Regions from separate parts of the Homo sapiens genome. Here all the other regions are linked to region 2. Evidence: chromatin loops called from intact Hi-C (ENCODE). Cell type or tissue: PC-9. All regions are shown on one strand. Links, peaks and the distances in the headings refer to the core of each region. The heading gives the core; the rest is flanking DNA.

Evidence for each region. A loop is a pair of places that touch in the nucleus more often than their neighbours do. Peaks named below come from ENCODE experiments on the same cell type or tissue, not always from the same donor. Only the 100,000 strongest peaks of a DNase experiment are listed, where the experiment ranks them.
Region 1: a loop joins it to region 2, with 4 times the contacts of the local background. A loop is called at or near these places in 22 of 110 quality-filtered maps.
Region 3: a loop joins it to region 2, with 4 times the contacts of the local background. A loop is called at or near these places in 5 of 110 quality-filtered maps.
Region 4: it touches region 2 in a loop (15-fold over the local background); 50 of 110 quality-filtered maps call a loop at or near these places.

What each region holds. Positions count from the first base shown.
Region 1 is chr12:50,198,458-50,205,890 of GRCh38, forward strand. It overlaps LIMA1 (LIM domain and actin binding 1), which reads right to left. Exons shown (of 11, transcript NM_016357.5): 6 at 6,095-6,243; 7 at 2,320-2,427. Among named protein-coding and RNA genes, the nearest start is that of MIR1293, 32 kb to the right of the region's middle. In PC-9, for the core only: no CTCF peak of the experiment used is centred there; DNase peaks (open chromatin) are centred at 2,264, 2,624, 3,794, 3,984 and 1 weaker place; H3K4me3 peaks cover 1,526 bases; H3K27ac peaks cover 4,826 bases.
Region 2 is chr12:50,311,379-50,318,811 of GRCh38, forward strand. No RefSeq gene overlaps it. Among named protein-coding and RNA genes, the nearest start is that of LIMA1, 32 kb to the left of the region's middle. In PC-9, for the core only: CTCF peaks have their summits at 3,495, 3,700 and 6,051; no DNase peak of the experiment used is centred there; H3K27ac peaks cover 610 bases.
Region 3 is chr12:50,239,595-50,247,027 of GRCh38, forward strand. All of the region lies in intron 2 of LIMA1 (LIM domain and actin binding 1), which reads right to left. Among named protein-coding and RNA genes, the nearest start is that of MIR1293, 9.1 kb to the left of the region's middle. RefSeq lists a silencer at 7,376-7,425. In PC-9, for the core only: no CTCF peak of the experiment used is centred there; DNase peaks (open chromatin) are centred at 1,817, 2,567, 3,427, 4,117 and 1 weaker place; H3K4me3 peaks cover 1,432 bases; H3K27ac peaks cover 4,674 bases.
Region 4 is chr12:50,171,880-50,179,312 of GRCh38, forward strand. LIMA1 (LIM domain and actin binding 1) reads right to left here. Exons shown (of 11, transcript NM_016357.5): 11 at 3,909-6,190. The coding sequence ends at 5,185. Among named protein-coding and RNA genes, the nearest start is that of CERS5, 8.2 kb to the left of the region's middle. In PC-9, for the core only: CTCF peaks have their summits at 3,767 (motif pointing left) and 3,971; a DNase peak (open chromatin) is centred at 3,772.

The sequences.
Region 1 (7,433 bases), core at 1,014-6,013, 110 kb before region 2:
GCAGGAAGATCACTTGAGCCCAAGAGTTGGAGGCTACAGTGAGCTATGATCACACTACTACACTCCAGCCTGGGTGACAGAGCAAGACCTCATCTCTAAAAAAATTTAAAAAATACAAATTCCAACTAAGCTTGAGAACTGTTGCTCTTAATCCATTTAATGATCTCCATGTCTTTTGGAAGAATGGCGTCAAGGGTGTCAATAAGTGTAACAGAAGCAATGGCTTTTCTCCTAAGATTAAATCACTGTAATAGATTTGAAAACCCTTTCTCCTCATCTCATTTAACATTCGATTATCATATTGACTGAAAGACTAAAAGAATTGGACAATGGGCAATGGTAGAGAACATGATAATTCCCCTGACATAAATAATGTTACTTATTTCAATTAAGCCATTCATCTAATGATTAATACATAACACACAAATATGATTTGCTTAAAATCTTTCAGTGGCTTTCTCCTGCTGCACCACTACATCCAAACCCTTAAGGGTGACATAAAGATTTACCCTAGCCCTCTCCTTCCACCTGTCTCTCACTGCTGCCTATGTGTACCTCATGCTCCAGCCAAGTCAGCAAACCTGTAATTCTGGCCAAGCACGGTGGCTTACAGCTGTAATCCCTCACTTTGGGAGGCCAAGGCGGGTGGATCACGTGAGGTCAGGAGTTCAAGACCAGCCTGGCCAACATGGTGAAACCCCATCTCTACTAAAAATACAAACAATTAGCCAGGCATGGTGGCACGTACCCGGAATCACAGTTACTTGGGAGGCTGCGGCAGGAGAATTGCTTGAACCTGGGAGATGGAGGTTGTAGTGAGCTGAGATCACGCCACTGCACTCCAGCCTGGGTGACAGAGCGAGACTCCATCTCCAAACAAACAAACAATCCCTGTAATTCCTCAGCCATCATCTCTGGTTTCCAAATCTCTGTTGTATCTGCCTGGAATAGCCTTCTATTTCTAACTCAACCTTCCCCTCATTCACTTGGCCTACTTCCACACGTTCTTCAAGACTCAGCTCAGACATCACCTTCTTGAGGAAGTCAGGTTAAATATCTTTGCTCTGGGCTTCTGTGGTCCTGTATACCCCTCTCACAGCCTCACAGCACCTATCATACATTTTTATGATAGCTGACCTCTTATTAATCTCTCCTCTACTCTGTTTTCTTGCACATAAAGACCACATGGAATGGTTTGTCAATAAGTTTTTAAGCTTATTATTTCCTATGCTTACTTAGCATAGTGACTGCCTTTCAAAATAATATGAGTGGAAGAGTAAGATTTTCTTGCACAAAATGTGTTAAATGTATACTTAAATTAAGAATATATGAGTATCTGAAGATAATCTCTAATCAAATATATTTTTATTTTATTTTTGTAAATTATTCTTCCCAGGAGCATGGAATCAAGTTGCCCTGAATCTATGCTCTCCCAAATAGATTTTTTTTTTTTGAGATGGAGTTTCGCTCTTGTTGCTTAGGCTGGAGTGCAGTGGTGTGACCTCAGCCCACTGCAACATCCGCCTCCTGGGTTCAAGCGATTCAACTGTCTCAGCCTCCTGAGTATCTGGGATTACAGGCATGCACCACCATGCCCGGCTAATTTTTTGTATTTTTATTAGAGACGGGGTTTCTCCATGTTGGTCAGGCTTGTCTCGAACTCTCGACCTCAGATGATCTGCCTGCCTTGGCCTCCCAAAGTGCTGGGATTACAGGCGTGAGCCACCACACTCGGCCCGAATAGATTTTTATTTTATTTATTTATTTTTGAGACAGAGTCTTGCTCTGTCGCCCAGGCTGGAGTGCAGTGCACTCAGCTCACTGCAACCTCCACCTCCTGGGATCAAGCGATTCTCCTGCCACAGCCTCCCGAGCAGCTGGGATTACAGGCATGCACCCCCACACCCGGCTTTTTATATTTTTAGTAGAGATGGGGTTTCACCCTGTGGGCTAGGCTGGTCTCGAACTCCTGACCTCAGGTGATCCACCTGCCTCACCCTCCCAAAGTGCTGGGATTACAGGCGTGAGCCACTGTGCCCAGCCTCCAAATAGATTTTAAAAAATCACTTCAGCTCTTTGCCTTCTGAGCATCTGCTGAGCAAAATAATTTTCCAATGAAGGCTCATTATTTGGTCAGCTATAAGTTGCAGAGCTACTCAACTGAAATTATGTGACCTGCAAAAATGGCAATCTGTCCTGGCAGCTGTTACCAAATTCCCAGACACTCTACAGCCTAGAGTTAGAGTTGTTTCTAATTTCAAGCATCTAATTTAGAACACATGCTTCCTTGGCAACTGGACATCAGACTTTTCAACCTACCTTTTCCCCTTCCTGATGGGTGATGCAGACCTCAGGACCTGGGGGCACATTCTCCTTTTGCTCCATTTTATGAATTTTGATTTCGCCACCACTGGCTTTCAGCTCATTCTACAAAATAAAAATAACTGTAAAAATTTTTTTAAAGTCCCATCATTCTGTTCTCTTCATAGCACATCTATTAGATAAACTTGGAATGTTAAAAAATTCTTCTAAGAAGCCTCGGGTCAAATCAACCCCCTAACTCTCACAAGCAAAACCCACTGACTAGTGAAATGACAAAAGCAGCTTTGTGGACACATACCTCAGAGTTAAATATCTGTATGCTAGTGTAAAACTGGATTGCTCATTAGAATACAGACACATCAACACAGGCACACAGAACACCCCAAGCATACAACATTCTTGTGATTCACTCTTCTAGCAGCAGAGCTTGTGGTAATGCAAAGCTTGTGAGTTTTATCAGAAAAGACCATTCTGGAGCAGGGGAAAGGAGATGCCAAGTGCCAATAATAGAAAATATACTGACCATACATATATAAATGCCCGGCCTGGAAAGAGAGACAGGGATGATGTATACATATAAAAACTGAAATTATATTTAATGATACCATAAAGAAACCTTTTTGGTGGGACTTTCAAAAAGCATGTTTTTCCATATACAATTCATATATTGTACTAAAGACATAATTTATTTTACTTCTCAAAACAGAGCCTCAACATAAAAGAACATGCATTTTATTGTCATAAGGAATAAGGATAATTGCATTTTTTTCCTTGCAAAGGACACTGGGGTGAATATTACAATTAACTCATCTATTACATCTAAAATCAACATAGAACCTGGGTGCAGTGGCTCACGCCTGTAATCCCAGCACTTTGGGAAGCTGAGGCGGGTGGATCGCCTGAGGTCAGGAGTTCAAGACCAGCCTGGCGAACATGGTGAAATCCTGTCTCTACTAAAAATACAAAAAATTAGCCACGTGTGGTGGTGCACACTTGTAATCCCAGTTACTTGGGAGGCTGAGGCAGGAGAATCGCTTGAATCAGGGAGGCAGAGGTTGCAGTGAGCCGAGATCACGCCACTGCACTCCAGCCTGGGGAACAAGAGTGAAACTCCATCTCAAAATAAAAAAATAAAATAAAATAAAATAAACATAGAGGTCGATGACTATAGACATTTCCCACCATTAGTCTGCTAATAATGTAGTAATCTAGTACTTTTCTGTTCTCTGTGAATCTTTAGGCATGGGAGGAAACAATTTATGGCCACCAGGTCAATGAAAGGAATGTGAGTATGACTTAGTCACCTAGTGATGGTATTCTAGATTACGACCCACAGCACCGGAGGTGCATCTGTGAGGAGGAGCTGGCAGCTAGCACTGCAGAACATTATATAGCCCAACAACTCATTCCTGACCCCATCTCAAAGCCCCACCTCCAGAACTGCTGCCAGAGAGTATGTATGTGCCTTGTTACAACCATATTCTGTAAGGGGCCTGGGAAATTCTTTGGGGATGAGACAAAATGTACTTTTTACAAGAATTCCCAAAGAGTTTTCAACTCTTAAAATCTCCAGAGCAGGAGAACTGTAATGCAGAAATGGTTAGGAGTTAAAAAAAAAAAGTTACTCAACAGGTTTCCCCACATAGGGAGTCACCTGGTGGGAATGTTTACAGCAGGAGGGCACTGAGAAGCAGTAAAATCTGGTAACAAGAGGAAGTTCAGCTTCGCAGATCCCAATTTGCTGTATCTCCTGACCTGCCTTCTAAGGGAAGTCTAAATTTGCTCGCTTTTCACATTCACGGTGCATAATCAGCCTGTGATACTCCACTTTGCTAATTGATTTACACACATCATCTCTTCTTAAAACATAAAGTTGTTAAAATTACAGTTAAAAAACCAAGATGAAATTATTCATTGCCCAGAGAATTAGTCCACCAAATATTATTAGAGAATGTATACTTAATAATGTGGGGAAGAGAAGGCTTAACTCCCAGAATACTCATTATGGTTTCCAATATGCACCAATTTCGATCTGCCTAAGAACAAATAAAATTCAATATTGTTCTTTTTGATTTTGTTAGACAATTAGGACATCAAGAGATTAATGGTTTGTAATTTGAAATCTTAGAACAAATGCTTGAAGGATACAAAAATATGTGTGTGTACATTTGTATCTATGTGTGTGTATACATATATATGTGAATAAATGGCATTTGAAAGGTAACTTCCTTTTTTTTTTTTTTTTTTTGAGATGGAGTCTCACCCTGTCACCCAGGCTGGAGTACAGTGGTGTGATCTCAGCTCACTGTAACCTCCATCTCCTAGGTTCAAGTGATTCTCCTGCCTCAGCCTCCCTAGTAGCTGGGATTACAGGTGTGTGCCACTACACCTGGCTAATTTTTTTTTTGTATTTTTAGTAGAGACGGGATTTCACCATGTTGGCCAGGCTGGTTCTGAACTCCTGACTTCAAATGACCCACCCACCTCAGGCTCCCAAAGTGTTGGGATTACGGTGTGAGCTCCTGCGCCTGGCTATAAGGTAACTTCAATTTAGCAGTTCTGTAGCATCAGCTTACCCGTTAAGCACAGGACAACGTAAAGGGGAAGGACCCTCCATTGTATTTTGAATACCAATCTTTTTTTTTTTTCCTGGAGACGGAGTCTTGCTGTGTCGCCCAGGCTGGAGTGTAGTGGCGCAATCTTGCCTCACTGCAACCTCTGCCTCCTGGGTTCCAGCGATTCTCCTGCCTCAGCCTCCCAAGTAGCTGGGATTACAGGTGCCTGCCACCATGCTGGCTAATTTTTGTATTTTTAGTAGAGATGGGGTTTCACCACGTTAGCCAAGCTGGTCTTGAACTCCTGACCTCAGGCAATCTGCCCACCTCGGCCTCCCAAAGTGCTGGGATTACAGGTGTGAGCCATCACACCCAGCTGAATATCAAAATTTTCATGCTTACTGAGCACGTCACCTTCTTGTGATCTCTCCCTTTTCCTTATCTACTATTCTACTTCTTTAGGAAAACAGTACATCGTAAGGATTAAAGATTAAGTAGAAGATCTACTGTATGACTCCTTCATATGAAATTTCCAAAATAGGCAGATACATAAAGACAGGAAGTAGCTAAGTGGTTGCCAGGGGATGAGAGCAGGGGAAGTTGGGAGTGACTACACAGGTATGAAGTTTCTTTTCAGGGTGATGGAAAGGTTCTGGAATTAAACAGTGGTAATGGTTGTACAACCTTGTGAATATGCTAAGTATCACAAGATTGTATACTTTAAAATGGTGATTTTATATTATGTGAGTTATATCTCAGTAAAAAATCACAAAAAAAACCCTCGTTAATGAACACAGCTGATATTTCTCTCCAGTCTTCTTCTTTCTTCCCTCAAAAGCCAAAATAAGCTCTTCAGTCTTCTTCCTTCTTCCCTCAACAACCAAGATAAAATAAGAGTTATATTAAAACTAATAAAATACTACTTCTTTAACAACACAAAGATTAAGTAGAAGAGCCAGGGAAACTCTCAATGATACTCACTGGTAACATCACAAAAAAAGTGAGTGGGGTGGGAACCAGGACTAAGAAAGCAAAGTCAGGATTAGACCATGGTAAGAACTGCAAATCCAGCGAGGGTAGGGTTCATGTGAAAAGAGAACAGCTAGGGGACCAGGGCTCAGATACAAGGGTCTGGTGACATTTCCTAATTCCAGTACTCAGTGACCATCTGCTGGATGATGGAATGAATGAATGAATGAATGATGCAGAACACATACTGTATAGTTGGTTGAGCTGCTTTGTTTGGACACAGCTGCCTGGTACTTGGCCATTCGATCCTTTATAGAGGTTTCTGAGAGGCGTGGAAGTTCCAGATTTCGTCTACTCTCATTTTTCTCCGAGTCAAATGTAGAAGATGACAACTGACCTGGAAGCATCCAAATAACATGTTTTATTTTATTTCTGAGATGGGGTCTCACTCTATCACCCAGGCTGAAGTGCAGTGGCACGATCATAGCTCACTACAGCCTCGAACTCCTGAGCTCAAGATATCCTCCCGCCTCAGCCTCCCAAAGCGCTGGAATTATAGGTGTAAACCACCGTGACTGGCCAACATGTTTTATTAGAAGATAAAAGTGATTCAAATAATTTCAAAATTCTAAATTTTGGGTTATTTTTATCTAATGGCCAATATCTTCTGTTAAAAGCACGAAGAAGAAAATCAGGAATATAATTGTCATTTATAAAGTAATATTCACTCACTTTCTTAGCATTAAAAGAACCTTACCATAATTGAGGATTGCATATTTTATTTTTTGAGACAGGGTCTCACTCTGTCACCCAGGCTAGAGTATGGGGCAGTGGTACAATCATAGCTCACTGCAGCTTTGAAGTCTTGGGCTCAAATGATCCAACCACCTCAGTTTCCCAAGTAGCAGTGACTTCAAGGATGCACCACCACGCTGGGCTTTTTTTTTTTTTTTCTGTAGAGATAGGTCTATGTTGCCCAGGCTGGTCTCAAACTCCTGGATTTAAGTGGTCCTCCTGTCTCAGCCTCCCTAAGTGCTGAGATTATAGGTCTGAGCCACCATGCCTGGGCTCGTATTTTAAAATTCTGGCTAATTTAACATGAAAAAGAAGAGATCTCAATGCTTTTTAATTTACATTTCTTTGATGACTAGGTAGCTGATGTTTTCCTGTTTTTACTAATTTTTTCTTTTGTGAAGTGCCTGTATATGTCCCCTTTAAAACATAATTCCACTCTCAAAGTGTTATGTTATCACTGGTAATACAGGGTAACCAAACCTGATAGGGGACACAGCCCATCTACTGAAGCCCTCAAACCCCAGATGACTGGAGGCAAAACTGATCGTAGCACTTTACTTATAGCTCCTCAAAGTACCCTTTGCTTACCATAGGTTACCACTAACAAGGGTGGATTAAAAATATGAAAAAAGCAGCCGGGCATGACGGCTCATGCCTGTAATCCCAGCACTTTGGGAGCACGTCAACTTCCGTCTCAAAAAAAAAAAAAAAAAAAAAGCTATTTATCGAGAGCAATGAGATTTGAGAATGGCTTGCATCTAATAGGCAGACTTCCTTTTAATTTGTGCCACT
Region 2 (7,433 bases), core at 1,437-6,436:
CAGCCTGGGCGACAGAGCAAGACTCCGTCTCAGAAAAAAAAAAAAAGAAAAGAAGAAATGAAAAACTAGCCAGGCATGGTGGCATGGACCTGTGGTCCCAGCTACTTGGGAGGCCGAGGTAGGAGAATCGCTTCAGCCTGGAAGGTTGAGGCGGCAGTGAGCCATGATTCTGCCACTGCACTGTAACCTGGGCAACACAGCAAAACCCTGTCTTAAAAACATAAAGGACTAAAGAATAATAGTTTTCTAGGATATATCTTAGAGTTAACCAATTTGGGTTTATTTTATTTGATGCATGGTTTGCTCTTCCAGTATGTAGAGTCATGTCTTCTCCCACCTCCACCCAAAGTGTTAATTGAATTATAGTTGTAAATATTAATTCTATTCCATTACTTTTGTTTTCTTCTTCATGGCATCCAGAAATACATATGTTGGATCTGGTTTGATTATTTTATCACTTTGTTTTCAATCTTTTTAATCTTTTTAATTTTTCTTGGCCTTTCTTATTTCCACACTCTATATCTCACATTATATATTTGGTCCTTACTATTCTTTTTGTTGATTGAGGTCACATTCTCTGGGACGCAGATTCTAAGACAGAGACATGTACACATTTGGAATCGACAGTTGTGACAAAGTGAAAGGAGGAGGATTGGACAAGAGTAACAGCTGAACTGTAATCAGTGATGTGCTAGTAAATAGTTAACAACTGGCTCTTGGGGGAGGAAAGCTTTGATTTGTAACATTTGACAATTTCCAGTGTATAAATATGTCTTTCTTTTTTTTGAGATGGAGTTTCACTCTTTTGCCCAGGCTAGAGTGAAGTGGCGTGATCTTGGCTCACTGCAACCTCTGCCCCCCACGTTCAAGAGATTCTCTGGCCTCTGCCTCCATACAGGCACCCGCCACCAGGCCCAGCTAATTTTTTTTGTATTTTTAGTAGAGACAGGGTTTCACCATGTTGGCCAGGCTGATCTCAAACTCCTGACCTCAAGTGATCCACCCGCCTCGGCCTCCCAAAGGGCTGGGATTACAGGCGTGAGTCACCGCGCCCAATCAGTGTGTAAATATTTATATCATGGCTAACTGAAAATTGGCAACATGATGTTACTGAACATGGAGCTGGAAAGAAATGCATAGTAGCTAATCCCAGCACTTTGGGAGGCCAAGGCAGGTGGATCACCTGAGCTCAGGAGTTTCAGACCAGCCTGAACAACATGGCGAGACCCTCTCTCTACAAAAAAAATAAAAAAATTTGGCCTGGCGCGGTGGCTCATGCCTGTAATCCCAGCACTTTGGGAGGCCGAGGCAGGCAGATCACTTGAGGTCAGGAGTTTGAGACCAGCCTGGCCAACACGGTGAAACCCCATCTCCATTAAAAATACAAACATTAGCTGGGCGTGATGGTGCCCGTCTGTAATCCCAGCTACTTGGGAGGCTGAGGCAGGAGAATCGCTTGAACCTGGGAGGCAGAGGTTGCAGTGAGCTGAGATTGCGCCACTGCACTCCAGCCTGGGCATCAGAGTGAGACTCCATCTCAAAAAATAAATAAATAAAATTTAAAAAATAAAATAAAATAATTAGCCGGGCATGGTAGTGCCTGCCTATAGTCCCAGCTACTTGGGAGCCTGAGATGGGAGGATTGCTTGAGCCTGGGAGGAGGGGATTGCGTGAGCCATGATTGTGCCACTGCACTCTATCCTGGGCAACAAAGCAAGAACCCATCTCAAAATAAAATAAAATAAAATAAAATAAAAATGCATAGTAGCACCCCTTCAGGTATATATAGACAATCTCTAAAGAACAGATAATAGTACATGTAGTAAAATAATTAGAAAGTAATATGTATTGAGTGTTTATTACCTTGGTTTTGAATATTATTTAGTTTTAAGTATATGTAATTTAAGTTTTAATAATGGCTGTGTTTAACAACCTGCTTGCAAAATTCCTAAAACCGTAACAATTGGTTCTCACAAGCCAGTAGGAGCCAGTTCCAGCACACCGCTGACCATGATGCAGTTGCAATAAAGATCTCAGCCAATCCCGTGGGGAGCTTTCAAGTCAGAATCCCCTGTCAGAGTTGTCTCACCCTGAGGCAAGGGCTTCTATATCTTGGCATGGACCTGTCACTACATGCAGATGGATCTTTGGGACAGGGTGTTGCCTTGGGTGGAGGGATTCCCTTTGAGTCCCAGAGAAGGATTCAGCCACCATTACCAGCAACTTGAAGTATGAGTGCTCCAGTCCCGAAGTGGGTATTTAGGGAACATACCATAGCATCCACTACACTTATGTATCCTGTAGTTTGTCTTGGTTTCTGTTTTGGGATAGTATTTTTTTCTGGTATAGTTTCACCTGTCATAACTTATGATTCTTGTTTCTGTGGGGTTTTGTTCTTACTGTAACTTTGTATGGATACTGAATTTTTTTGTTGGTTTGTTTTCCTTTTTTTTTTTTTTGAGACAGAGTCTTGCTCTGTCACCCAGGCTGGAGTGCAGTGGTGCAATCTCAGCTCACTGCAACCTTCACCTCCCAGGTTCAAGCGATTCTCCTGCCTCAGCCTCCTGAGTAGCTGGGATTACAGGTGTGTGTTGCCACACCAGGATGATTTTTTTGTATTTTTTTGTAGAGATGGAGTTTCAACATGTTGGCCAGGCTGGTCTCAAACTCCTGACCTCAGGTGATCCACTGGCCTCAGCCTCCCAAAGCACTGGGATTAGAGGCGTGAGCCACCACGCCCGGCCGGGATACTGAATTTTGGTTGTGATTATTATTCATATTTGAGTTTATTTATTATTTGTTTATTTCTGAGACAGTCTTGCTCTGTCACCCAGGCTGGAGTGCAGTGGCAGCGATCTTGGCTCACTGCAACCTCCATCTCTCGGTTCAGGCGATTCTCATGCCTCAGCCTCCCAAGTAGCTGGGATTACAGGCACCCGCTACCACACTTGGCTAATTTTGTATTTTTAGTAGAGACAGGGTTTCACCATGTTGGCCAGGCTGGTCTGAAACTCCTGGCCTCAAGTGATCCTCCCACCTGGGCCTCCCAAAGTGCTAGGATTACAGGTGTACGCCACCATGCCTGGCCTCGTATTTGAATATGTTGGATTTTTCTGGACCAGCTTTTTTTTTTTTGAGACAGAGTTTCACTCTTGTTGCCCAGGCTGGAGTGCAATGGTGTGATCTTGGCTCACTGCAACCTCCGCCTCCCGGGTTCAAGGGATTCTCCTGCCTCAGCCTCCCCAGTAGCTGGGATTACAGGCATGCACCACCACGCCCAGCTAATTTTGTATTTTTAGTGGAGATGGGGTTTCTCCATGTTGGTCAGGCTGGTCTCGAACTCCCATCCTCAGGTGATCCCCCCCAACCTCTGCCTCCCAAAGTGCTGGGATTACAAGCTTGAGCCACTGCACCCAGCCTGGACCAGCTTTTAATAGATGGATCTTTAGAAGAGAATGTGTTTTGAGGGTCTTTCCTGGTTTGGTTTTTTAGCTCAAGAGCTCCCTCTCCTGTTGTCATAGTGTGCCTTTCTTGTAGTCAAACTCTCTGATTTTCCTAGTGTTTTTTTCAGTGGGATACTTATTACCAGGAATATTTATTTTATTTTCCAAAGTGCCTCTTTATCCCGAATGACACACTTTCGCAAGACTGCCACTGTTGTTCCTATGAATTCTCCAAGCCTTATGACTCCTGTTGCCAGTGCTGATACGCCAGGTTTCAGACCAGTTCTTGGCTGTTCCCACTAAGGGTCGGGCACCTTTTTCTGGGAGTGAAACTTGTTGATGTTATCAGGTTCCATTAATGTTTAAGACCCTCCATATTCCCTACTCTTTCAAGCAGCTCCAGTGATGTCTACACACTTGTGGGGGTTCTGGCTGGTTTCCAGGGTATTTTTTCCAACTTGTATGTATATTGCGGATTGTAGCAATCTTTTTTGCTGGTCAATATATGTTGTAGGAATTTTTATTTGCTGTCCTTTTTGCTCTGTATAGTTTTTAGGAAGAGATTGGGACGAGTCACCGGAACCCAGAAGGTGTATTTCTTTCTTTCTTTTTTTTTTTTTTTTGAAACTGAGTCTCACTCTGTCACCCAGGCTGGAGTGCAGTGGCACAATCTCGGCTCACTGCCACCTCTCCCTCCCAGATTCAAGCCATTCTCCTGGCTCAGCCTCCCAAGTAGCTGGGATTATAGGCGTGTGACACCACACCCGGCTAATTTTGTGTTTTTAGTAGAGACGGGTTTTCATCATGTTGGCCAGGCTGGTCTGGAACTCCTGATCTCAGGTGATCTGCCTGCCTTGGCTTCCCAAAGTGGTGGGATTACAGGCGTGAGTCACCACACTTGGCCTTTCTATTTAATATGTATAAATAGTATTGTGCTTTAAATATCCTTTTTTCTTTTCCTTTTTTTTTTTTTTTTTTTTTTAAGACAGGGCCTTGCTCTATCACCCAGGCTGGAGTGCATTGGTACAATCATGGCTGACTGCAATCCCCTCTTCACAGGCTCAAGTGATCCTTTCACCTCAGCCTGCCAAATAGCTGGGATTTCAGGCAAGCGCCACCAAGTCCGGCTTAGTTTTTTTATTTTTTGTAAAGACAGGATCTCGCCACGTTATCCAGGCTGGTCTCGAACTCCTGGACTCAAACGGCCTCCCAAAGTGCTGGGATTATAGGCGTGAACCACCGCGCCCAGCCTGTTTTCATTTAGCATTTGTGTTTACATCTGTGCTCCATATGTACACCTAGTTTGTTACTTTTAGTTGTTACATTTCTCTCACAGTTTGCATCCACCTATTTTAGGTACCCATTCTTGGTTGGTTAAAACACTTGGGCTGGCCGGATGCGGTGGCTCACACCTGTAATGCCAGCACTTTGGGAGGCTGAAGTGGGCAGATTACAATGTCAGGAGTTCGAGACCAGCCTGACCAACATGGCGAAACCCTGTCTCTACTAAAAATACAAAAATACAAAAATCCTCCTCACTTGAGGCCAGGAGTTGGTGCACGCCTGTAAACCCAGCTACTCAGGAGGCTGAGGCAGGAGAATCACTTGAACCCAGGAGGCGGAGGTTGCAGTGAGCCAAGATCACGCCACTGCACTCCAGCCTGAGCGACAGAGTGACACTCTGTCTCAAAAAAAAAAAAAAAAGACAACCGGGCACAGTGGCTTATGCCTGTAATCCCAGCACTTTGGGAGGCCGAGGTGGGCGGATCATGAGGTCAGGAGATGGAGACCATCCTGACTAATGTGGTGAAACCCCGTCTCTCTAAAAATACAAAAAATTAGCCAGGCATGGTGGCACGTGCCTGTAGTCCCAGCTGTTTGGGAGGCTGAGACAGGAGAATCACTTGAACCTGGGAGGTGGAGGTTGCAGTGAGCAGAGATCACACCACTGCACTCCAGCCTGGGCAACAGAGTGAGACTTCGTCTCAAAAAAAAAAAAACCAAAAAACAAAAACAAAACAAAAAACACTTGGGCTGGGCCAGGCACGGTGGCTCACACCTGTAATCCCAGCACTTTGGGAGGCTGAGGTGGGTGGATCACTTGAGCCCAGGACTTTGAGACCAGCCTGGGCAACATGGTGAAATACTGTCTCCACAAAAAAATAAAAAAATTAGCCCAGTGTGCTTGTGCATGCCTGTAGTCCCAGCTATTCAAGAGGCTGAGGTGGGAGGATCGCCAGGAGGTCAAGGCTGCAGTGAGCCGAAACTGTGCCATTGCACTCCAGCCTGGGAGACAGAGCGAGACCCTCTTTCAAAAAACAAACAAACAAACAAACAAACAAACAAACAAAAAACACCTGGGTTGCTTCCACTTCCCTGCTATCATTGGGAGAGCTGGATAAACGCTTGTATGTGTTACTGTGGTAAGCCACATGACAATTTTTCTAGGACATATACCCAGGAGATGGGATCTTGGGGTGACAGAGCACACACACACACACACACACTTAACTTTACCAAGCACATCCAGAGTATTTCCAGAACAATTAAGATAGTTTACAGTTCCTTTTGCAGTGCACAAGAGGTCAGTCTCCTCCCAAATTCATGCTAAGATTTGGTATTAACCACCTCTTAAATTTGCCATGCTAGTAAATAATTCATTAACTTTCAGCCTTAAATTTTGTATTTTGGTATCTTGTTTAAGAAACCTTTCCTCATGCTCTCATGCTAAGTCACAAACATATTATACTTTTTTTACCCATGGATAAGAATTCATTATCTTCCATTAGCTTTGTGGTTTACTTTTTCCTTTATATATATTTTTAAATTTAATTTTTTTCTTTTTAAGAGAGATGGGGTCTCACCATGTTTACCAGGCTGGTCTCAAACTCCTGGGTTCAAGTGATCCTTCCCTTTCAGCCTCCCAAAGTGTTGGGATTACAGGCTCACGCCACTGTGCCCCTCTGTTTCTTTATATCTTTTTTCTTTTTTTTTTTTTTTGAGATGGAGTTTCACTCATGTTGCCCAGGCTGGAGTTCAATGGCATGATGTCGGCTCACTGCAACCTCTGCCTCCTGGGTTCAAGCGATTCTCCTGCCTCAGCCTCCAGAGTAGCTGGGATTACAGGCACCTGCCACCACACCCAGCTAATTTTTTGTATTTTTAGTAGAGACGGGGTTTCATCATGTTGGCCAGGCTGGTCTCCAACTCCGGACCTCAGGTGATTTGTCTGCCTCGGCCTCCAAAATTGCTGGGATTACAGGTGTGAGCCACCGTGCCTGGCCTGGTTCTTTATAGCTTTAATCCATCTGAAATTCACCTTTAGTGTGAGGTAAGGCTCTAACTTAATTTTCTTCATATTACAAACCAGTTTTATCAACATAATTTCTTTTCTTTTTTCTTTTTTTTGCAACAGAGTCATGCTCTATCACCCAGGCTAGAGTGCAGTGGCACGATCTTGGCTCACTGCAACCTCTGCCTCCCGGATCCTCAAGCCTCAGCCTCTCAAGTAGCTGAGATTACAGGCATGAGCCACCACACCCAGCTAATTTTTGTGTTTTTAGTGGAGATGGGGTTTCACCATGTTGGCCAGGCTGGTCTTGAACTCCTGACCTCAGGCGATCCACCTGCCTTGGCCTCCCAAAGTTCTGGGATTACAGGCATGAGCCACTGCACCCGGCCTATCCACATAATTTCTAAACAATCTGGCTTTTTGTCATAAAGACGCCTTTGCCACCTTTATGATGCCACCTTTTTCATGTGAAGTTCTATGTATCATGGATCTATCCTGAATTTTCTATCTGTTCCATTGGTTTATTTGTCCTTGTGTCTATCTCACTGGGTTTTAAAAAATTTCTATAGTGTGTTAGGTCTTAATAGTTGTTATTATCACCCCCCTGTTTTTTGTTGTTGTTGTTGTTTTTGAGACAGAGTCTCACTCTATTGCCCAGGCTGGAATGTAATGGCACGATCTCAGTTCACTGCAACCTC
Region 3 (7,433 bases), core at 1,302-6,301, 72 kb before region 2:
GCACCACCACACTCCAGCCTGGGTGATAAAGCGAGACTCTGTCTCAAAAAACAAACAAAAAACCATCACATTGGACCCCATACATATGTAAAATTATTCTTTGTCAGCTAAAAACAAATGGATGAGTACGATGGCTCAAGCCTGTGATCCCAGCACTTTGGGAGGCCAAGGCAGGCCAATCACTTGAGCCCGGGAGTTTGAGAAAAGCCTAGGCAACATGGCGAGACCCCATCTCTTAAAAAAAAAATAACTAGCAGGGCTTGGTGGCATGCGCCTGTAGTCCCAGTTACTCAGGAAGCTGAGGTGGGAGGATCACCTGAGCCCAGGAATTTGAGGATGCAGTGTGCCGTGATGGCGCCACTGCACTCCAGCCTGGGCAACAGAGTGAGACTCTATCTCAAAATAACATAACATAACATAACATAACATAACATAACATAACATAACATAACATAACATAACATAAAATAAAAAATTTTTAAAAGGAGCGCCTCACTGAGAAAATGACCTGTAGGCTGAGATGTGAAGTTTGACCAGATGAAGTTAGCCAGACAAAAGGAAGGGAGGAAAGCATACCAGGAACAGAAAAACACCATGCATAAAGGCCTCAAGGCAAGAAAGTGTCTCATGTATATAGGGTGCACAAAGAACTCTAGTGTTGCAGAAGCTCACTGAGAGGGGAAAGGGCAGGCAATGAGGCGGGAGGCAGGGATGGGCCATGCAGGTAATGCTAAGGACTTTGAATTTAATGGTAGGATGGTCACTGATTCAATTCGTGTTTTTAAAGAGTGCTCTGGAGTGTGGAGAATGGACTGGAGGGGCTGAGAATGGAGGTGGCATTAATGAGAGATAATGCTGGCTGGGCTGCAGAGATAATGGCACTAGAGATAAAGAAAAGTGAATAGATTTGAGATATATTTCGAGAAAGAATCAGTAGGGTAGTAATCAGATGGGGAAGAGAGAATGATTCCTAGGTTTCTGGCAGCTGAGTCAATGGAAGTAATGCTTCCTGGGACGAGGAATTGTGAAAGAAGAGCAAATTTGGAAACGGGGAAGATCAAGAGTTCAATGCTAGCCATGTTAACTAAAACATCCATTTGGTGGTAGCAGTGATGAGATGCATGTGTCCGGAGCTCAGAAGAAAGCTCTGAGCTAGTTGTATGCATTTAGAACTTGCGTGCCCATGGATGGTATTAAAGCCACAGGAGTAGATGACATCTGCAAGCAGTGTGTAGTGTGAGAAGATGCCTGGAACTCAGTCCTGGAGACTCGAACATTTCAGCAGTCAGAACAAATGATAAGAGAGACTGACAAGGAAGAGAGAGAGAGGGAGGAAGAAAATGATGAGACTGCCAGAGAAGCCAAGAGAAGCAAAAATGTGGGAGGGAAAAAGTGGTGAGAGTTCATGTAAGATAAAGGCCAAGAAACATCCCTTTGATTTAGCAACATGGAAGTGTTTGGTAATCTTGACAATCCTCTCTCATTATAATTAATTCACCCATATTCCTTTAATGGGCATTTGGATTGTTTCCAGTTTTTCACCATTGCAAATAACGCTTTGGGGAATGTCCTTTTACGTATATTTTTCCCACTTGTACTAATATATCTGTCTAAGAGATTCCCTAAAAGTGAGAATTCAGGGATACAGTGGATTGTAGCTATTATAAAAAGGAACTTAGAACTGGCCTTGAACTTGCGTTTCCACACCCCTTGGATAATCATCTACAGTATATTACAGCAATAATACAATATATGAAAACTAGAACCAATTGGCAGACAGGTTTATATTTAGCCAACTGTTCTCCAAGGCAAGGTATTTACATTGTGGTTAGTTGAGTAAATAAGCTCAGAGGTTCCCTTCCCTTTAGTGTCTAATAGAAACATAGATTAAAAAAAAATCAAAATAGTTCCCATCTTTAGCCTTGTCCTTTTAGCATGGAGGCATCTGTAAGACCAGGTGTATACACCAAAGGCTGTCTTTAATCCTGTTCTCAAACCCCTACTCAAATATCTCCACCTTTTATTTGTAATGAAGTTCCTGCTAAATAGTAGATAACAGGGAGAAAGGCTCTACACCACCTCTTTCTTCCAAGTTAGATCCCTGGTACTTTTATATTTTGTACTCTTAGATTGCCACAAGACTGAGGCTCAATACTTCTGAATTCCGTGTTCAGGCCTCAGACTTTTCTCAGAGGCCCTTACAGCAACTAGCATTCTTCTGACACAAAATGTGAAGGACACAAAATGGGGGCACCATTTTGAAGATCCAAATTTGAGAAAATAAAACATTTACAATAAAATTTCTGTAATTAAAATTTTGTTCCTCTTTCCTTCCCAGATTTTTTTTTTTTTTTTTTTTTTTTTTTTTTTTTTTTTTTGCGGTCCAGCCTCCTTTTCTTTACATAAGGAATTTAATCTTGCAACAGCTCACTAATGCTCAGCTGTGGGGCAGGCAGCTGATGGAGGACGCTAAAATTATCTGGGGAGTAATAACAGTGTCTCAAATTTTTCTAGGGCCAGAAAACAGAGTTCCTGAGCCATGACTCTTGCTTGTATGCCCTCAAATAGAGCAAAGGGAATGCTGAGCCAAAAAGGGAAAACAGAAACTCCCAAGGTTTAAGCAATGTATTTTCTTCTGGAAAAATTTCACCACTAAAATGTTACAGAGAAGCGAAAGAAGAGGAAGTTAACCAGGCTGACTTGAAGGTCAATTTTTTTCTTATTGAAGGAAGAATAGTCACAGAAAACTAAATATGAACGCTCTTTGTTTTTTTTTTTTAAGATAGGTTCTCACTCTGTCACCCAGGCTGGAAGGCAGTGGTGCAATCATAGTTCACTGCAGCCTTGAGCTTCTGGACTCAAGTGATCCTCTCTACCCGGCCTCCTCCTGTTTCCTGGAACTAGGAATGGGTAAAGTTATAACAAAAACAGGAGAAGCTGTGATAAGGTAGAGGCATGCTGGCAGGGGGTTAGGTTAGGGATCTTCATGCTGTGATCATCAATTCTACCATCTTGGTGTATGACCTTCAGTCATAATTGCTAATCCTCAAGCTCCTAATCTGTCAAAGGAATAGGGCAAATGCTAGCCAGACCAGTGGTTTCAAGCTCTGCTAGCTGCAGAACCCTCTCTTCAAATGCTGTCTTACGCAGAACCTAACCTTTACAAGGGATCAAAGCAGGATTGCTGGAATGGAAAATCTAAAGAGCTGGGCCTGGGATCTGGGACTGGGATCTGGGCCTGGGATCTGGGCTTGGGTTTAGCCCTTAGGGTGTTCCAGTTGTTGGAGAACTGGCCCTGAGATTCCTCTGAAGACTTCAATTAAGATAGTTTAAAAACTACCAGGCTAGATTCTCTTTAATTCCAAAAATGTATGAGTCAAACAAATTCCACCCAAAGAGTCAACTGTTATCAAATGAAGGATCATATTATGCTGAAGTCAGTGGTGAGTGAAACCAAAGCTAGCTATTCAAATGGATGTATCAATAGGAACTTCTTACCTCAAATTTAACGACTGTTATAGAGGCTTAGTCAGAGAAATAAGCCTGCAGCTATAAAGGACCATGGGACACAAGCTCTGATGCTAGAAAAAGTACTCTTCTATACATATAAACACAAAATGCACTGTTAACAATTAGAAAGTAAAGCTGACTTATCTACAAACATCAGCTAGATTAAGCTTCCTCCAAACAACAATTTCATATTAATCTCTGATCAGAGACCTCCTAAGTTTTCCTACTGTTTTTAGCTAGGCTTGTATAGGACTCACTATTTGCAAACCCCATAAATATAAAGCCACTAGGTGTTGGAAACAGACATTAGTATATGCTTTGTGGAAAATAGTCCTGTAGTCTACAGCCATACCACCCTCAACGCGCCTGATCTCAACTGATCTCGGAAAATAGTCCTGCAGTCTTCTTTGGGAAGCTGCAGTGAGTGAACCTTACAAACCTTAAGTAATATTAGCAACGTGTTTCCACTGAGTATAAAACCTAGAACAGAAATCCAGGCTGATTCCCTGGTTTTCACTCCTTTCAGTATATACCACCACCTGTCCTACTTCTATGCCTTTACCTCCTGTTGCTCCCCTTCCTCTGGAATGTCTTCAGCATTCTCCAAGCCTACCAAATAACTCTATTCATCTTTCCAAACCAGTTCCATGTGTTAAGCACATCAGAAGAAAAATATGTGACAGGAACAAACTCAAATATTAACTTCAGCAGGTTACTTCCTTTACCTCAGTTTTCTCAACTATAAAAGAGGGGTAAAGCCCCTTCCTCATATAGTTTTTGTTAGGATTCAAAATAGTATATATTTTATATATTTCTTTTTTTTTTTCTGAGACGGAGTCTCACTCTGTTGCCCAGGCTGGAGTGCAGTGGCATGATCTTGGCTCACCACAACCTCCGCCTCCCAGGCTCCAGTGATTCTTCCACCTCAGCCTCCCAAGTAGCTGGGATTACAGGCACGCACCACCACCGCCCAGCTAAATTTTTGTATTTTTTTGTATTATTATTATTTTTTGAGACAGAGTCTCGCTCTGTAGCCCAGGCTGGAGTGCAGTGGCGTGATCTCGGCTCACTGCAACCTCCGCCCCCCAGGTCCCAGTTAAGCAATTCTCCTGCCTCAGCCTCCCGAGTAGCTGGGATTACAGGCATGGGCCACGATGCCCAGCTAATTTTTGTATTTTTTAGTAGAGATAGGGTTTCACCACGTTGGCCAGGCTGGTCTTGAACTCCTGACCTCGTGATCTGCCCGCCTCAGCCTCCCAAAGTACTGGGATTACAGGTGTGAGCCATTGCGCCCAGCCATTTTTTTGTATTTTTAGTAGAGATGGGGTTTCACCATGTTGGGCAGGCTTGTCTTGAACTCCTGACCTCAAATGATCCACCTGCCATGGCCTCCCAAAGTGCTGAGATTACAGGCATGAGCCAGCGTGCCCAGCCAAAATAGTATGTGTTTCTATCAAGGGTCTAGCATGGTGCCTGGCACACTGATTGTAATTAATGGGTTCAGGATTGACAGTTTTGCAATCCTTTCAGCCTTCATGGAGAAAAGACAGTGAACCCAGTATACCATGAGAAGGACCTGTGAGATCCCTCTGCACTTTCTCTCTGCAAGATTAAGAAGGCCCTAAAGATGAAGCCTTTTCCAACCTCTTAACTCTCCTTAGTGCTACTATAGGACCCAAATCCTAATGAGAACTGGCTGGGCTGGACAATGACAGAATAGAGTGGTGAGAAAGGCACTGGGGAAGAGGTGAGAGCCTCACTGAAGTGACTGAGCTGGGCAAGGAAGAAAGTGAGGCCAGGAAGGGGACTGACATCCAGGGCTGGGTGTCCTGGTGAGGTCAAAACACAGGGTCACTGGGAATAAGAGTTAAACAAGTGGAAAAACAGAAGGCTCCAATCAAACAGTAGGTTCTCCAAATGCATCATTTCAGAGAAGGATTCTGAGTGATAGGTTGAGACGGGAGGCAGAGGCATGGGAGACAACATGCAGGTTGCAGAAACAGGGAAGATCAAGAAATTATGAGTCCAGGTTGGGCACAGTGGTTCACACCTGTAATCCCAGCACTTTGGGAGGCTGAGGCAGGAGGATCGCTTGAATCCAGGAGTTCAAGACCAGCCTGGGCAACATAGTGAGACGCTGTCTTTACAAAAATAAAAAATTAGACGGGCATGGTGGTGCATGCCTGTGGTCCCAGCTACTTGGGAGGCTGAGGCAGGAGGACTGCTTGAGCCTGGGAGGTCGAGTCTGCAGTGAACCATAATTGCACCACTGCACTCTAGCCTGGGCGACAGAGTATGACCCTGTCTCAAAAAAAAAAAAAAAAGAGAGAGAGAGAAAAAGAAAAGAAATTATGAGCCCAAAGTATCAGACAGGTCACTGATGTGGACCCAGTGATCCTTTAATGAGGACACCATTGGTGCCAATGGCCCTGGGGGACATTTAGACACATGTGTTAGAATCTTGTTGGGTTTTCTCCCCTATCACTTTTTTTTTTCTTTTTTGGTTGTCACAATGTCATGGGTTCATTTAGAGGAGGGCATGATGATGAATACCCTGCATGGGGAAGATCTGCCTTACCCCAAATGCTACAGCACCCCCAGTGAGAAACACTAAAAAAAAAAAATGATGCTAGAAGCCAGCGTCCCCTGGAGGCTGGCACGCCACTGCAATGAAGGGGAGGATAACAGTGCATTATAGTTAGATGTGAGCCTGAAAGCACATGTCTAGAACTTCAGAAGCAGGCATGAGAAACAATGAATGGGAAACATTATTGGAGATATAGAAGAGTAGCAACCCTGGCCCCCAAAATATTTCAGGGAAGCATGTGCAGAAGGAGCAGGCAGCCAGGCCGGGCGTGGTGGCTCACGCCTGTAATCCCAGCACTTTGGGAGGTCGAGGTGGGCAGATCATGAGGTCAGGAGTTCAAGACCAGCCTGACCAATATGATGAAATCCCATCTCTACTAAAAATACAAAAATTAGCCGGGCATGGTGACATGTGCCTGTAATCCCAGCTACTCGGGAGGCTGAGGCAGGAGAATCGCTTGAACCCAGGAGGCGGAGGTTGCAGTGAGCTGAGATTGCACTATTGCACTCCAGTCTGGGTGACAGAGTGAGACTCCATCTCAAAAAAAAAAAAAAAAAAAGAAAGAGCAGGCAGCCACTGCTCAAACACAGAATGCATGTCATGCATGTCAAGGGAAAGCCAAGTTTAGTTAAAGACAGGTGGGGCTAAGGAGGGTGAAAAGGGTAAGAACGTGGAGAAGTTTCTGTGCAGGACAGGGAGTTTCCAAGTCCCATAATCACATCTCAACACCGTCTGATATCCTTCCCTTTCTCTCTATTCCTGTTCCCCCTTGACCCCCAACAGCTTTCACTTGGGTTCCCAAGAGAGCCTCATAAATTGTCTCCATGTTACCAATCTCTCACCTTTCTAATATAGCTTTACACTGTTGCCAGAAGGCTTTTTCTAAAATACCGGTCTGATCATGTCACTCTCCCCACATGAAAACCAATTGCGTTCCCTGGTTTTCTTACTAAATCCTAACCTTAGCAGAGCATCCGAGGTCTTCCATCTGGCCCTAAATGAATTACACCAGTTCCTTCTCCCTTCTGTATTTTTCCATGGCAGACTGCTTGCTTTCCTATTCCCTTTATTCGTGTTCAGCTTCCATAATCCTTTGCTTCAATCTCCTATCTTAGACTCGACTCATTCCACTTCAAGCTCACTGCTTTGACTCCACAAGTCCATCCCTTCCACTACCAGTGCTTCTTAAACTTCCCTGAAGGTAAAAATTACCTGGGATACTTGTTAAAAACATAATTTCCTGGACTCTATCCACACATACTGAATCAGAATATAGGATGATTTTAAAACATGTCCAGGCCAGGCACAGTGGTGTGTGCCTATAGTCCCAGCTACT
Region 4 (7,433 bases), core at 1,342-6,341, 140 kb before region 2:
TTGTCCCATCTCGCATAAAGAGAGTTTCTTTAAGTTCCTGGACCCCATCCAGAGAGATTCTGCTTTCATGAGTTTGGGGGTAGGATCTATGAATTTGCATTTCCCATTTCTAACAAACTCATAGGTGATGCCACTGCTGCTGTTCTGTGAACCACTGCCTGAAGCCACTTCCATCCAAACCCAGGAATAGCTTCATGGTAACTACACTATATTAAGATACAGTTTTAAAGGGCTGGGCAGGGTGGCTCGCGCCTGTAATCCCAGCACTTTGGGAGGCTGAGGCAGGCGGATCACCTGAGGTCAGGAGTTCAAGACCAGCCTGGTCAACATGGCAAAAATCCACCTGTACAAAAATATAAAAATTAGCTGGGCATGGTGGCAGGTGCCTGTAGTTCCAGCTACTCGGGAGGCTAAGGCAGGAGAATCGCTTGAACCCGGGAGACGGAGGTTGCAGTGACCCGATTGTGCCACTGCACTCCAGCCTGGGCAACAAATGGAGACTCCATCTCAAAAAAAAAAAAAAAAAAAAAAAGAAAAGATATATTTTAAAAGGAAGTAATAAACCCAGCCCCATGGGATTTTCAATCAGCATCTCAAGGAACAGAGGACATACTAACTTAGCATACAGGAACCACCAGTACACAATGATCTTGGTCTGAGACCCTATTCATGATTTTTTTTTTTTTTTTTTTTTGAGATGGAGTCTTGCTCTGTCACCCAGGCTGGAGTGCAGTGGCGCCATCTCAGCTCACTGCAACCTCTGCCTCCCGGGTTCAAGCAATTCTCCTGCCTCAGCCTCCCAAGTAGCTGGGATTACAGGTGCACGCCACTACATCTGGCTAATTTTTGTATTTTTAGTAGAGACGGGGTTTCGCCGTGTTGGCCAGGCTGGTCTCCAACTCCTGACCTCAGGTGATCTGCCCACCTTGGCCTCCCAAAGTGCTGGGATTACAGGCATGAGCTACTGTGCCTGGCCCCTGTTCATGATTCTATCCCCAGAAAAATGAGCATGTACCAATTCCCAGTCTCTTGGCTGTTGGGAAACATTGCTAATGAAATATGTAATGCAAAGCAAATTTACTTTCACCTTGCCCAAGAGTGATCCAGCAAGTCACTGGAACCAAGCTGGCCTTGTAGCAGTCATGAGCAGAGCCTCCTTAACCATCATAAGTCCCAAGCTGGCCCCTTTTTCTGCTTTACCAACAGAAAAGCTGTCATCACCCTATAGTCACCAGTGATATACCAGGTCCAAACAAGGTAGCCTTCATTTAGAGAGCTAAAAGAACAAATGATTAATGCTTTTTCTGTTTGGCTGCTTTTGTTTTCTAAGAATGTTCAGTGTTATCTGGTCATTCTTTTGGCTAGGACATCCTTTCTTTATATTGACTCTGGAGCTATTCCTTGTTCCTACTCTGTGTACCCATGATACGTCTATATCTTAGCCCTTGAAAGGCATAGAAAAGAGTTTTTTTGTTTTTTTTTTTAGATGGAGTCTCACTCTGTTGCCTAGGCTGGAGTGCAGTGGTGCAATCTCGGCTCACTGCAGCCTCCACATCCTGGGTTCAAGTGATTCTCCTGCCTCAGCCTCCTGAGTAGCTGGGACTATAGGCACGTACCACCATGCCCAGCTAATTTTTGTATTTTTAGTAGAGATGGGGTTTCACCATGCTGACCAGGCTGGCCTTGAACTCCTGAGCTTGTGATCCACCTACCTCAGCCTCCCAAAGTGCTGGGATTACAGGTGTGAGCCACCGCACCCAGTCAAAAAGAATTCTTCTGAGGGTAATCTCAGTCCCCAAGGGGTGGCCCACTCAACTGATATCCACAGGTACTTAAACTTTTTTGTATAAAGTCAGTGCATAATGTGAGTACCATGTGGATGGATTATAGTAAAACGCAAGTCACAGAAGTTCAAGCCAGGATTGGATATTTTATATCAGTGGGAGCTTTTGGATTAACGTGAATATGGATTTTTTTTTTTTTTTTTTTGAGATGGAGTTTTGCTCTTGTTGCCCAGGCTGGAGTGCAATGGCATGATCTTGGCTCACCGCAACCTTTGCCTTCCAGGTTCAAGCGATTCTCCTGCCTCAGCCTCTCTAGTACCTGGGATTACAGGCACCTGCCACCATGCCCGGCTAATTTTGTATTTTTAGTAGAGACGCGGTTTCTCCATGTTGGTCACGCTGGTCTGGAACTCCCAACCTCAGGTTATCCTCCCGCCTCTGCCTCCCAAAGTGCTGGAATTACAGGCATGAGCCACCACACCCGGCTTTTTATTTTTTTGAGACGGAGTTTCGTCGTTGTTGCGCAGGCTGGAGTGCTATGGTGTGATGTCCGCTCACTGCAACCTCTGCCTCCCGGGTTCAAGCGATTCTCCTGCCTCACCCTCCTGAGTAGCTTGGATTACAGGCATGTGCCACCACGCCCGGCTAATTTTGTATTTTTAGTAGAGATGGGTTTTCTCCATGTTGGCCAGGCTGGTCTCCAACTCCTGACCTCAGGTGATCCGCCCGCCTCGGCCTCCCAAAGTGCTGGGATTACAGGCATGAGCCACTGCGCCCGGTCTGAACATGGATCTTTAAATGACTCAGTGGGGGCAAGAGCAGAAAGTAGTATCCTACCAACCACTCAGAAAACCAGGCAAGACTCTAGAAAACACAGGGATCCTGGAAAATGTAACAGATGACTCAAAAAGCATGCCTTAACTCTCCAAGGAAATCCACATTTCAACCCTACCAATTAAAAAGAAAGCCTGAACAATTGGAACAGTTGCCTCTACAGGCAAGGATATCAATCAATCAAAAATGCATCTGCCCACTTGGTGTGAACAGTGATTTTTTTTTTTGAGACGAAGTCTAGCTCTGTCGCCCAGGCTGGAGTGCGGTGGCGCGATCTTGTCTCACTGCAAGCTCCGCCTCCCGGGTTCACGCCATTCTCCTGCCTCAGCCTCCCAGGTAGCTGGGATTACAGGCGCCCGCCACCACGCCCGGCTAATTTTTTGTATTTTTAGTAGAGATGGGGTTTCACCATGTAAGCCAGGATGGTCTTGATCTCCTGACCTCGTGATCCGCCCGCCTCGGCCTCCCAAAGTGCTGGGATTACAGGCGTGAGCCACTGCACCCGGCCAAACATTGATCTTAAAACAGCAACAACAACAAAAAAAAAAAAAAAAAAAAAGAAAAGAAAAAAAAGAAAAAAGCGCCAGGCACGGTGGCTTACACCTTACGTAATCCCAGCACTTTGGAAAGCCGAGGTGGGTGGTTCACGAGGTCAGGAGTTTGAGACCAGCCTGGCCAACATGGTGAAACCCTGAGTCTACTGAAAATACAAAAATTAGCCGGGCGTGGTGTCAGGCGCCTGTAATCCCAGCTACTCAGGAGGTCTGAGGCAGGAGAATCACTTGAACCGGGGAGGCGGAGGTTGAAGTGAGCCGAGATGGTGCCACTGTACTGTAGCCTGGGCGACAGAGCAAGACTCGGTCTACAAAAAAAAAAAAAAAAAAAAAGCATCTGCCTAAAGTGAAAAACAAGTCCATTTTCAGCAGAGACATTTGGAAATCCATTCAGCATGCTAGGCATAATTGTAAGGTGAATTATTCAATGTTGAGTGTTATAAACAATAAAAACCACCACTAGATTTCGAATTGGTAAAATACCTCATTTTGAATGCACACATTAATTCTCTTGCCAAGTTGCCTGCAATTTTCCAGAAAAATTTGTCTTCCTTCAGGGAGGATTGAAATCCAAGATCAGCCCAACACTACCATCTAGTGGTGAGATGTATTGATAATGCTTCTATTCAACTAAAACTTAAAAAAGTGGTACCATTTTTTTCTTCCCAAACTGCAAAAGTAGATCCTGAGAGACAGTAATAACGTAAGAAAATAATGGAAGAGAAACATTGAAAAGTTCAAATTTTAATTAAAATCTTTATTGAATAAAAATGTTTCAGACTAGGTAAGACTAAGAAAGCAGAATGTTTTACATCTCTAAAAAATATTAAAGCTAAATCTCTATAAATGCAGTACAAAGAAAAGCCTACAGCTTAAGACACCTCTCCCTCCCATCCATACAATTTGGAATATCAACTGTGTACAACAAATGTACTCAAGTTTATAATGTCCCCAAACCTTAAGACTAGAAAATCATCCCAAGAAAAAGGCCTATAGTTGGTTTAATTTCACCCTGAGAATACTGTGATAAAAATCAATATATTTCAGAGCTAGTAAGTATTTAAAAATTAGTGTCTCAAAAAGGGGACATCATAAGGGAAATACAGGGTTTAGAGGTCTGAGCTCAAGTGGTGTAAGACAGTTCTTTCTTCTTCCTCCTTTAAACTCTTCACTTTGCTCTAACACGGAAGATGGGGGACAGTGATCCCGAAGGTATTACTAAAATATTGCAGCTTTCAGTAATTATGAGAAGCACAGATATCACCAGAAAAGAAAGCAATCATTTGGAGTACAGTAAATTCACTGGCAGATACAAAAGCTTATTTGGGAGACAGCAGATCTCTCTAAGCACCGAAGAGTGTAGGTTGGTTTTTCAATTGCCTCAAAAAGTGCTCTGTTGTATTATACCTCAGGACGTCGAGTTCAGGATGTAGTTTAGAGAGCAGGACATAAAGTAGTAAATTCCTCATATATATCACAGCAAGAAAATTAACCTAAAAAATTTAAAGACTAAATAATCTCTTAACAGGTAAATACTAAAAAATTAAATTGGTATTCATTTAAAAATATACAAACTGTGCCCTTTATACTAAAGTGCATTCAGTCGTAATGTTTAAGCCCCTAAATTCCTTCTGTATGTTCTCTAATTCCAAAATAGTGTGTAACAATATACTACTAATCATCTGTCTACCTTAATATTGCCTTTTGGGAATACAGTAGAATCTGGGCTATTATCAGGTGGAATATTTCCCCAGTTACAAGCCTTACAGCACTTATGCATATCATCACTGCTAAAATGAAGAATTTAAGTAAAGTTATCTCTAGTATTTAGAATGTGTTTTTTGTGTTTTTTTGTTTTGTTTTTGATTTTAAGAAGGAATTCTTTTCCAAAGTTACTTCCAAGTAAATTACATTTCATGCTGGGATACCTGCTTATGTGCATCACATTTTGACAAAGGGCAGTGGCTCGCTAACACTAACATGAATTTAAGGCCCAGCATCATTGCAATTTGTCACTCTTCATCCTCATCCTCATCATAATACCGATTTCTCTTTATCTGTTCTTCCACAGAGAGCTCTTTGACCACTTCTCCCTCCCAGAGTTCCACATCCTGGGATTTCTGATTCTGAGTAGTGAATTCTTCAGCAAAGGTGTTGTCTACAAAACTCGACCAATTCAGAGACTTGGGTTCTTGTGGAGATTGTTGTTTGAGGAAGCTGTTATCATCTTCATCGGAGTCTGCACCATTTTCTACAAGATTCTCATTCTCCATCTCCAAACTATGACCTTCCTTACTTCTCTTCCCTGTCTCTCCTTTAGATTCTTTGTTTTGCCAGGTTGTTTTTCCCACATTCCCATTCTTCTTAGAAGCCTTGGCATTTTCCACTTGTTTCCTTTCTGCAACTCTTCCACCCACAGACTCTTCACTCTGCTCTGACATGCTCCAGCCTTTCCTGATAGGTGGGGACACAGTTTTTGGGCTCTTGACAGAGGTGCTTTGAAATGAAGCTGCTACAGTGAATGGGCGGCTTCTTTCCTTCAGTGAAGAAGATCGTCTTAGCTTCTTCAGATCTAGATCGACATCCTCAGGAACTTCGGGCTTGCTGATTTCGTCTTCAGGAGGCCATTTGGGCTTTGACATTTTGATCCCTTCCTCCAAGGCACTTCCTGAACTTCCAAGTTCAGTGGGGGGTGGCCAGGCGATCCTCAGCTTCTTGGTTTCAGCTGGCTTGTCTTCCTTCTCCTGCTGAGAGGAGGCCTTGGCTTCCATACTTGCAGCCAGGACACCCACCTTAGCAATAGGGGCATCTTCTACCCCTGGGCTGTGAGGGGTCTCCCTTGCATTTGCAAGCTGGGCTGGTCTCTCCAAAATCTCTTCGTTTTCATTTTTGCTTGCCCATAGATCCTTGTGTGGTCTGTGCCCAAAGCCTTCATCATAGTTGCCCTTAGATTTAAAGAGTTGATTGAAGTGAGGCTTACAATAGATTCTTCCATGTAAAGATGCATATGTTCCTAGACTGTCATTAAAAGAAAAAAAGCATAAACTTAGCAAATCTTCACATTCTCACTTATACCAGGAGGCTAAAATCTGGCAATTCCAGTATTTTCAGAAGATGCCAAGTAAGAAAAAGATCTTTAAAAGCCCTTCAGTGACCAGGAATTCCTTACCCCCATTTTAGCACATTTGTTTTCTTATCATAACACAAAGCACGGGTTGGGTGCAGTGGCTCATGCCTGTAATCCCAGCGCTTTGGGAGGCCAGGGTGAGAGGATCGCTTGAGCCCAGGAGTTTGAGACCAGCCCGGCCAACATAGTGAGAATTCATCTCTACAAAAAATTTAAAAATTAGCTGGGTGTGGTGGCACATGCCTGTAGTCTCAGCTACTTGGGAAGCTGAAGTGGGAGAATCACTTGAACCCGGGAGGCAGAGGTTGCAGTGAGCTGAGATTGTGCCACTGTGATAGAGCGAGACTGTCTTAAAAAAAAAAAAAAAGAAAAAAAAACCAACAGTAATAGAAACTTTAAATCATTCTGAGCCTTGAGAGGAATGTGGCTATGCAACCTGGGTCACACAGCATGTAGCTGCAACTCTTTCTTTTCACTATAAATTATGAAGACCAAAGGGCACCAGAGATAAGACCCCCTCAGATCACTATCCCTTCTTTGCGAGTGATAATCTTCCTTGGAATGTACCAATCTGTACCCAATCAAATCACTGTGGTATATGCACTGGTCTTATATGAAAAATGTCATAATCTTTGCTAAAATTTCTGTGTAAGTGAAACTAACTTTCTCCACTTTGGAATGCTGACCCCATTCATTTGGAGTCAGTGTTTCTGGGTAGCCATCATCAAGCTTTTGTGCTTGAATTAACTCTATTCTTAACGGTATATAAATACATATATATATATATATTTTTTTTTTCTTTTTCTTTTCTTTTTTTGAGAGAATCTCGCTCTGTCGCCCAGGCTGGAGTGCAGTTGCACAATCTTGGCTCACTGCAACCTCCGCCTCCCAAGTTTAAGCAATTCTCCTGCCTCAGCCTCCTGAGTAGCTGGGATTACAGGAGTGCGCCACCACGCCTGGCTAATTTTTGTATTGTTTTGTTTTGTTAGAGTCTCGCTCTGTCGCCAGGCTGGAGTGCAGTGGCATGATCTCAGCTCACTGCAACCTCTGCCTCCTGGGTTCAAGCGATTCTCCTACCTCAGCCTCCTGAGTAGTTGGGACTACAGGTGTGTGCCACCATGCACGGCAAATTTT